Linked DNA regions of Homo sapiens: region 2 is linked to region 1. Evidence: chromatin contacts called from ENCODE Hi-C or POLR2A ChIA-PET data. All regions are on one chromosome and are shown on one strand. The core of a region is the stretch at or near the end of the contact, and the rest is flanking DNA. Distances in the headings are between cores, read along the strand shown. Region 1 overlaps VDR (vitamin D receptor). Region 2 overlaps COL2A1 (collagen type II alpha 1 chain).

What was found. A loop is a pair of places that touch in the nucleus more often than their neighbours do. ChIA-PET counts read pairs that join two places held with the same protein, here RNA polymerase II (POLR2A). Pooled maps may share reads with other maps.
Region 2: a loop to region 1 is called in a map with no recorded cell type, with 5 times the contacts of the local background. The contact joins two enhancer-like sites. A Hi-C loop is called at or near these places in 2 of 37 single-sample maps with no recorded cell type and 6 of 50 pooled maps. POLR2A ChIA-PET finds 5 or more read pairs at or near these places in 1 of 52 experiments (H1).

The regions. Positions count from the first base shown.
Region 1 is chr12:47,865,581-47,870,279 of GRCh38, reverse strand. The region is part of intron 3 of VDR (vitamin D receptor); the gene reads left to right. Among named protein-coding and RNA genes, the nearest start is that of VDR, 37 kb to the left of the region's middle. RefSeq lists enhancers at 416-465, 1,232-1,301, 1,402-1,581, 1,287-1,787. Within about 2 kb of position 2,544, at least 2 of the 41 ENCODE cell types and tissues checked have a DNase peak (open chromatin) inside an H3K27ac peak, as active enhancers do.
Region 2 is chr12:47,989,166-47,993,634 of GRCh38, reverse strand. COL2A1 (collagen type II alpha 1 chain) reads left to right here. Exons shown (of 54, transcript NM_001844.5): 15 at 133-177; 16 at 704-757; 17 at 3,830-3,874; 18 at 4,354-4,407. Among named protein-coding and RNA genes, the nearest start is that of COL2A1, 13 kb to the left of the region's middle. RefSeq lists an enhancer at 3,372-3,421. Within about 2 kb of position 3,219, at least 2 of the 41 ENCODE cell types and tissues checked have a DNase peak (open chromatin) inside an H3K27ac peak, as active enhancers do.

The DNA.
Region 1 (4,699 bases), core at 1,295-3,794:
GGGCAGTCTGGCTGCCCTGACTCCTCGTGGGCAGAGAGTAAATGACAGCCACACATGTGGAAGTGCCCTTGGAAGGCAGGAGAACAGGGAAGAACAGGACCTCTGAGCCAAGAGGATCTGTGGCCCAGCAAACAGACATGTTGGGCCAGACACACCTGAAAGGCCAGCTCTGGGATCTGAGTTCCAGAGAGCCTCTGGGTCTGGCAGTTGGAGCTGGGGAGCAAACTTTCTATACCCTGAACACTGACCCCACGCTCCAGAGCGTAATGGTGTCCTCTTCCTTTTCAGTGTTCTCGGGCTTCATATGACAACTCTTAAGCAGAAGCAAGGGCGCCAAACTTTTTTTTTACCCCCAGTACTTTCTCTTTTATTTTTTATTTCTAGAGACAGGATCTCACTTTGTCACCCACACTGAAGTGCAGTGGCACAATCTTGGTTCACTGCAGCCTTGACCTCACCAGCTCAAGCGATCCTTCCACCTTAGCCTCCCAAGTAGCTGAGACCACAGGCGCATGCCACCATGCCTGGCTAATTTTTTTTAATCTTTTGTAGATACAGGGTTTCACCATGTTGGCCAGGTTGGTCTCAAACTCCTGAGCCTAAGCTATCTGCCCACCTCAGCCTCCCAAAGTGCTGGGCTTACAGGCGTGCTCACGCCACTGCACCCAGTCCCAGTACTTTCTCTTAATTCAGCTCTGCACTATTTTCTCTTCCTATTCCTTTTTTTTTTTTTTTTTTTTTTTTGAGATGGAGTCTCGCTCTGTCCCCCAGGCTGAAGTGTAGTGGCACGATCTCAGCTCACTGCAAGCTCCACCTCCCGGGTTCACGCCATTCTCCTGCCTCAGCCTCCCGAGTAGCTGGGACTACAGGCGCCCGCCAACACGCCCGGCTAATGTTTTGCATTTTTAGTAGAGATGGGGTTTCACCGTGTTAGCCACAATGGTCTCGATCTCCTGACCTCGCGATCCGCCTGTCTCGGCCTCCCAAAGTGCTGGGATTACAGGTGTGAGCCACCGCGCCCGGCCTTCTCTTCCTATTCCTAGCCTCATTCCTGTTGTCAGGCAAAGTGGGGCTGAGTGGCAATCTCCAACCCTCCTGCGTATAGACATCTGAGATGGAGCTTCATATTTAAAGTGACATGAGAAAAATGAGAGAAAGATGGCGAAGCAGTGGAATCTCTTTTCAGGCAACCCTGCAGCTGGGGGGGCTGCCCCCAAGTGAGGGTCAAAGGCAGGCTCCCTGGAGCCTGGGGAAGGACAGACGGGGCCTCTGATAGGCCCTGGGGCCTCAAGAAGCTCTCAGTCCCGGGCCCAGTCTGGTGAGAGGCTTTGGCTCACATCACTGTAGGTGGTGGCTGGGCTAGGCTGACGATGTGCTGTCTTCTTGGTGCCCATGGCCTTGCAGGCTTAACAGGAAGAGCTCTGAGCCAGACAAGACAGCCAGTGGGAGGACAGAGCAGCCCCTCAGTGACCAGAGCGAAATGCCCGGTTGTTGAAAAACAAAAAAAAAAAAAAGGAAATGAGAGTTTCTTCTGAAATAGAAACTTCTGGTCCTTGAGTAAGTTTAGAGAATTACGGGCATTCTGAGGCCTGAGCATTTGTGGTGACGGATGAAGCCTCAAGAACCACAAGGTTGGTGGGAGGGACACCAATCTCATGTCCTGGAACATACAGATGTCCCTGTGGGGATAATTGTATCTCGTTTCTGGGGAACCCTAACAGTTCCCAAGATGCTTCCATATTCTCTTGTCCCTCCAGAAAAGCAGCAGTAAACAAATAGAGGTGAACGGCAAAAGGCTTTTTGTTTCTACGAAGATGGAAAAAAGCCTGGCGTATAACTTCTTTCTTGTTAGCTACTGCAGGGTTAGGACTGGGCCTGAGGCGGGCTAGACTTGGAGCTAAGGAGCCCCTGATAGCCTGGTGCTGCTCCACCTCCTGACAACCCTGGCTCTGCAGTAGGCCCCTTGGGTGATGAGGGTTGTCACAGCAGGGTACCAGAGCCAAGGTCCAAAACCAACAGCAGCTGCTTCCTTGACTGTTGGGTCATTCTTGGCATTGAGCCACCTGGGGCTGTTTGGGGCATCAACTTCACTGAGCACTTTAAGTTTCTGGGGTTGAAAACAATCCAGGAAGCTAAAGGCTAAGCCTTAGATCCCTAAGACTTCCAGACCTAGGAGCCTGCACTTCTTGCTGAATATCCTCACCTGTAAGTTTCTTAACCTCAGTGGTCCCACGTATAAAGGGAGGGAGTTACACTGACGGTCTCTTGGGCCCTCTGTGGATCTAAGAGTCTGGGCCTGCCTGGGACTGCCAGTAGAGCCCTACTCTGGTCTCTTCTCTATCCCAGGGGCTGAGTCGGTGTGGTCCCCAGCTGTCCATTTGCTAGAGCAAGCTTGACAATTGATGAGTGCGATTCCCCTCAACCCCATGTATGTTCTAGTGAATGTGAACAGTGAGTCATGTTTTACCAAGAATCCTAACTAATGCCTGGCCCCTGAGCAGATGACGTCAGTAGCTCATCTCCAGGAAGGAAATGGTTGGGCCTGGGCTTTGGCTTGGAAGGCTTGGGCATCTTCACACTCAGCAGTTCCTTGGAAGATGCTGCTGCTCATGCAGACAGTGATTCTGCCACCATCTTTCCCCATCTAACTATGTCAGAAAAGTGGGGCCTACTCCTGCTGGGGCTGGGAGGAGGACAGGACTCTCAGGACATGGATGATGAAAAGCCTCTAGGGAGGTGCCTCAGGGAGGTGTCCTTTATGCAGCCTCCCAAAGTCCACGTGGTGTGGCTGGCAGTGGGAGAGAATGTTCGAATTAGGAAAATGAGCCCTTAAATGTGCACACTTGTGCACACACACACACACACACACAACTTACATAGGCTACAAGGGTGCCACTTTTCTTTTTCTTTTCTTTCTTTTTTTTTTGAGACAGAGTCTCATTCTGTTGCCTAGGCTAGAATGCAGTGGCACAATCTCGGCTCAGTGAAACGGCCGTCTCCCAAGTTCAAGTGATTCTCCTGCCTCAGCCTCCCGAGTAGCGGGGACTATAGGCATGTGCCACCGTGCCCGGCTAATTTTTGTATTTTTAGTAGAGATGGGGTTTCACTATGTTGGTCAGGCTGGTCTCAAACTCCTGACCTCATGATCCACCCACCTCGGCCTCTCAAAGTGCTGGGATTACAGGCCTGAGCCACCACACCCAGCCTCAAGGGTGCCACCTTTCTAGCTAAGAACACTTCAGTAGTTTTCTGGGTTTTTTTTGTTTTGTTTTGTTTTGTTTTTTGAGACAGGGTCTTGCTCTGTTGCCCAGGCTGGAGTGCAGTGGCATGATCTTGGCCTACTGCAACCTCTACCTCCTGGGTTCAAACGACTCTCCTGCCTCAGCTCCCAGCCCCCAAGTAGCTGGGACTACAGGCATGCACCATCATGGCCAACTAATTTTTGTATTTTTAGTAGAGACGGAGTTTTGGCATGTTGGCCAGGCTGGTCTCAAACTCCTTACCTCAGATGATCCGCCCACCTCAGCCTCTCAAAGTGCTAGGATTACAGGCCTGAGCCACTGTGCCCAGCTCTAGTTTTCTGTTCCTACAGAGCTCCTGCTTCCTCTTCCTTTCAAAAAACCCAAGGCCAGGCCTCAGGATTTCCACCTGCTTGTCTGGCCCCTTCTTTTTCTGGGCAGGTTCTGGGATGTCTAGAGCTATGGTTTGGGCCTTTTCTTCCTTCCATGTACACATCTATCCCTGGAACAGGAGCTATTCCAGTCACAGGTCTCTAGAATCTAGAAGACTTCATGCTGAGACTAGCATCCTTACTTCTCATAGCGGCTCATTAAATGTTATTATGCTGGCTACTCTGGAGATTTCAATATTTAAAAAGGTTTCTTCGGCCAGGCACAGTGGCTTACGCCTGTAATCCCAGCACTTTGGGAGGCCGAGGCAGGCGGATCATGAGGTCAGGAGATCGAGACCACAGTGAAACCCCGTCTCTACTGAAAATACAAAGAATTAGCCGGGTGCGGTGGTGGGCGCCTGTAGTCCCAGCTACTCGGGAGGCTGAGGCAGGAGAACGGCATGAACCCAGGAGGTGGAGCTTGCAGTGAGCTGAGATCGCAACACTGCACTCCAGCCTGGGCGACAGAGCGAGACTCCATCTCAAAAAAAAAAGGGTTTTTTCTAGGGAAATGCACTTTTGTTATTTCCTGTTTAATTTTTTAAAATGGGAAGGGGAACAGAGTACTGTAAAATAAGTATAAGAGTCGGGGCGTGGCTGTGCGCGATGGCTCACGCCTGTAATCCCAGCACTTTGGGAGGCCAAGGCAGGCGGATCATGAGGTCAGGAGATCGAGACCATCCTGGCTAACACGGTGAAACCCCATTTCTACTAAAAATACAAAAAAAAATTAGCCAGGAGTGGTGGCGGGCGCCTGTAGTCCCAGCTACTCTGGAGGCTGAGGCAGGAGAATGGTGTGAACCCGGGAGGTGGAGCTTGCAGTGAGCTGAGTGAGCCACTGCACTCCAGCCTGGGTGACAGAGCAAAACTCCGTCTCAAAAAAAAAAAAAAAAAAGAGTCGGAGTGCAGTGGCTCACACCTGTAATCCCAGCACTGTGGGAGGCCTAGGATAGAGGATTGCTTCAGCCCAGGAGTTCCAGACTAGCCTGGGCAACATAGTGAGACCCCATTTTTACAAAAAAATCAAAA
Region 2 (4,469 bases), core at 1,970-4,469, 120 kb before region 1:
ATTGTCCCTCACAGGACTGAAGTTTGTGTCAGTGCGAGCTGAGATGACCAGGGCTTTTGGCGTCTTCCCTAGGAGTTTGCTGGCGGCCAAGAATGGGGTCCCAGACACTGACCTTGTGCATCATTTTTCCAGGGTGAGAGTGGTTCCCCGGGTGAGAACGGATCTCCGGGCCCAATGGTAAGTATGGACACCCTCCAGGAAGGTTTATCAAAGACTCTTCAGACTATCAGATGGCTGCAAAGAGCTCCCTTTGTGCAAAGTTCATATTCTGTGTTGTAGATTTCATCTGATTGTGAGCAAAAAGCAAAATGTATTAGACAGATGATTTGTTCAAGATTTCACCAACATTTCCTTAAGATACCCATTTTATCACACTAAAGATGCTCCCATTTAAAAAAATTCTGTTGAGTCTCAACATTTTGTCAAGCTCATCTACTGCAAGGAGCAAGGTGTGCTTGTAACAAAGGTTCCCAATAGGTAGCAACAGGAACATTCGTGTGTTCCGCCTGTGGAGAAAACTGTTGGGTGTGATCTGAGGCATCCTGGCTAGTCAAGGAGCCAGCACCATCAGGAGGTCCTTGTTTTCCTGGGTGTGGGCATCCTCCCTCTCCTCTGGTATCCGCAAAGGGCCTGCAGGTAGAAATGGTCACCCTGAGCACCGTAAAGCCAACTCATGCTTAGGCTGTCCTGGTGTGTGTTCCAGGGTCCTCGTGGCCTGCCTGGTGAAAGAGGACGGACTGGCCCTGCTGGCGCTGCGGTGAGTAATTGACAAAGCCAAACACCACCATTTGCCGAGCACTTTAGAGTTTACAGGTTTGTTTCTCTTGACCCTCGAAACAACCCTGTGAGGCATAGGGAGTATTGTTATCCCTTAAGAATTCACCCCCAGTGTGCCCATCAAAACTTCCCAGGCTGAGTCTGCACAGTTGAAGGAGGAAGGATAGGAATGGGAGGGTCGATGGGTGAAAGCATGATTCTCTTAACCAGTCCAGATTATCAGGTAATCCCTTCAACAACCACCACCCACTCCCTGGGCAATCCAGCTGGAGTTTACAGACAGACTTAGCTGGCTATAGCACCACCGTGCTACTCTCTGTTCTTCCTGGTTGCTCAAATGCCCTAGAAAAGTGGAACAGGTGAGCATCAACTCACAGGGCTCTATGCTGGCTGCTGCTGTGAGGGATGTTATGCTATAGTACCAGGGGCCACCATTCCATAGGCACTTCCTGTGTTTAATACCCTATATGCTTTACTTCATCTCATCTTCCTCCATATCCTGAGAGGTGGTTCTATTCTTCTCCCCATTTTACGGATGAAAAAACCGAGACACAGAAAGGTGAAATAGCTTAAGATAAATAGTGCCTTGCAGCCTTAGACTCTGGTGGCCTCTAGTTAATGTGGGAAATTAAGGGTGAGGGGATTGGCAGCTGATGGAGGGTGCAGGGTGCCAGACAGAGGCGTTTAGCTCTGATTCCTTAGCAATAGAGAGTCCTTGTAGGCACTTGGTCAGGCGAGTGATGCGATGAAAGCTGTGTTTAAGAAAGATTATGCTTTCTGCTGATTTCATACCCCCAACACCCAAGCTCTGAGGCCCCTCCTCACAGGTCCTTGCAGGGCTGGCCAAAATAAAGCAGCTTCACTCCGTTGTGCTGCTTTCCAGCTAATGTGTCTGTTTGGCAGAAGTTTCCCTCAAAGGCAGATCAGTGAAATAAGCAGAAGCCTCGACCCCCCTTTGTCAGCCAGAGCTGCTGAAGTGCCTTGCCCCAGGGTCACTTTGTGTGAGGGGATTAGAGAGCACTGGGGCTGCCAAGAAACACTGCCGTTTCTACAGATTAGCAGGATGCTGGCTTGTGGCCTTTTAGCGAGGCTCAGAGCTGCGGTGGCCCTAGTCTGCATGGGCTAAAGACAAGCTCCATCTCCTGTCCTTGTTCCCTCCTTCCTGGGCACAGCCGCCCTGCTTCTTGGTTCTCTCTGTTGGTTCCTGTCCGCACGGTAGTTAGGCTGGCAGCGTGTGTAGGATTTGGCTTAGAAGATTGACAACATTGCCTTTGAGCCCTTCTTTGCTACTCCTCCCTCTCCCCTCCCATCAGACTCCTCTCTGGAGTCTGCTCTGCGAGGCCTCTGCTCTGTGGTATCCCAGCAGCCTTCTCAGCCTTGACTTCCAGAAGGGGGCTGTGCAGTGTCCGGGGTGTGCAGGCCCCAGACACGGGGTAGGCTCATGGAGATCCAAGTGCTGATCTAGTGTCAAGGCTGGCCTGGAGACTGGGCTGGGTTGGTGTCTGCCTGCTGTGGTCATGTGCCCTCCCTTGGGCCTGTATCCTCTCTCCAGACTTGCTGCAGGGAGAGGTGGCAGATGTCAGCCTAGTTCTGGCCTCTCAGAGCAGCATGGCAGCTCCCTTTCACTCAGGCCCAGGCTGGGCCCTCCTGCTGGCTGACCCCTGGGGAGAGGGTGCTCCAGAGCTCCCCAAGGAACTGCTTCCCGAAGCAGCCAGGCCAGCCCAGAGGGGCTGTGGCCAATCCTGAAGCTTTATGTTCCTGCTGACATTTTTTCTAAGTTTTCTCTTGCTTTCCTCTTAAATGCCAATCTGGAGAGTCTCCGTTAGGAGAAATGGACCCCAGCCAGGAAGAAGAGTTGAGTTGTATTTAAAACACGAGCTCCCCCTAAAGCATCCTTCTTTAGCTTCTAAGGAGAGGCAGAGACTGACAGGCAGGACTCAGCAGGAAAAGGTACCCCCCTGACCTGCTCAGTCAGGCCCTAGGCCCAGCTCCACCCAGCCTGTGGCCCCCAGAGTTTCGGTAAAGAGTTCCCTGGGCCTTAAGGAACCTTGAGAGAGCATTTGAGGGGTGCCACCACAAACTTGGCAGAAAAAACCCTCCCCCTCCAAGTCCAGTCCTAGAGAAGGAGCTGGCAACCTTGCCTTGCTTTGTAAGCAAAAGCCTCTTAGGGCTTGAGCTCAGATGTAGTGTTTGAGCTGTGGCTGGTGCCCTGCCCCATCAGGGAGCCAATGGTAGACATCCTATGGGCATCTTTGTTTTCCGTAAGAGCAGGCTGTCTGGGGATGGGCCAGAGGAAGAGGCAACCTGGAGTCAACCAAGAGGAGGCCTTAACCAAGCCTTAACCACAGAGGTTAACCAAGCCTTGAAAGCGCTTCCCCCTGAGCAGGCAGGAAGCACTGAGTCCACATGGTTGCCTCGCTGTTTCATTTCCTTACACTCAATTCTCTCAGTCTTTAAATGATCACTTGGCCTTGAAGTTACGGATATTTGGGGTCTGAACTGAAGTTGAAGAAAAGAGAAAATGATTTAAGCTTTGTTTAAGATTAGGGGCCAGGTGCGGTGGCTCACGCCTGTAATCCCAGCACCTTGGGAGCCTGAGGCGGGTGGATCACCTGAGGTCAGGAGTTCCAGACCAGCCTGGCCAACATAGCAAAACCCAGTCTCTACTAAAAATAACAATAAAAAAAATAGCCAGGTGTGGTGACACATGCCTGTAATCCCAGTTACTCAGGAGGCTGAGGCAGAATTGCTTGAACTTGAGAGGTGGAGGTTGTAGTGAGCCAAGACCGCACCACTGCACTCCAGCCTGGCGACAGAGCCAGACTCCGTCTCAAAAACAACAACAAAAAAAGATTAGAAGAAGCCCATTACTGCCTTCTGGCCACCCACTCGCACAGACACCAAAACTGCAGCCCACACCTCGCCATCCTCGTGCTCTGCCCTGGGACACCCCAGGCACAGTGTGTCCTTCGTTTTCTGTAAGGGTGGGCTGGGAGCAGGGACGGACAGGGCCTGTGGGCACCTCTCATGGTCACTTCCTTCTTGCTCACAGGGTGCCCGAGGCAACGATGGTCAGCCAGGCCCCGCAGGGCCTCCGGTAAGTTCATTTCATCCTCAGCAGGTCATTGTTGCTGTGCTTTAAGTCCCGTTAAGCAGCCCAAGGCAGTCTGCAGGGTGTATTGGGTGCAACCACAGCAGCACTCTGATGTCTACTGGAAAGGGGGAGGAAAGAGAAGAAGTTTGTAAATATCAATTGAGCATATCGATAACAAGCTTTGAAGCATGGGCTCATTTTCCTCAGCCATCCTTTCAGCAGTCTTTTTAGAGGAGGGAGGTCAAAGGAGTTTCTGCTTCTCACCACAGATGTAGTCAGAAACTTGCTTTGCCTTCTGAAGCCAGGCAAAGTTTCCTGGGGACGCTGGCAATGGGGACAATTTTCATCCAAGGCCTTTTAGCCACAATGGATATGGAGTGAAATCAGTACAGAGGAGGGAAGGAGTGTGAGGTGTCGGGGTGGCTCGCTTTGGAGGCCAGAACTGGCATTCACCTCTCTTCTCATCCGCCTACTCTCTCCAGGGTCCTGTCGGTCCTGCTGGTGGTCCTGGCTTCCCTGGTGCTCCTGGAGCCAAGGTACGTGCCCTGTTGTCCAGTCAGGAACTTCTGGGTGCCGAGAAGCTGTCCTTTCCCCGTAA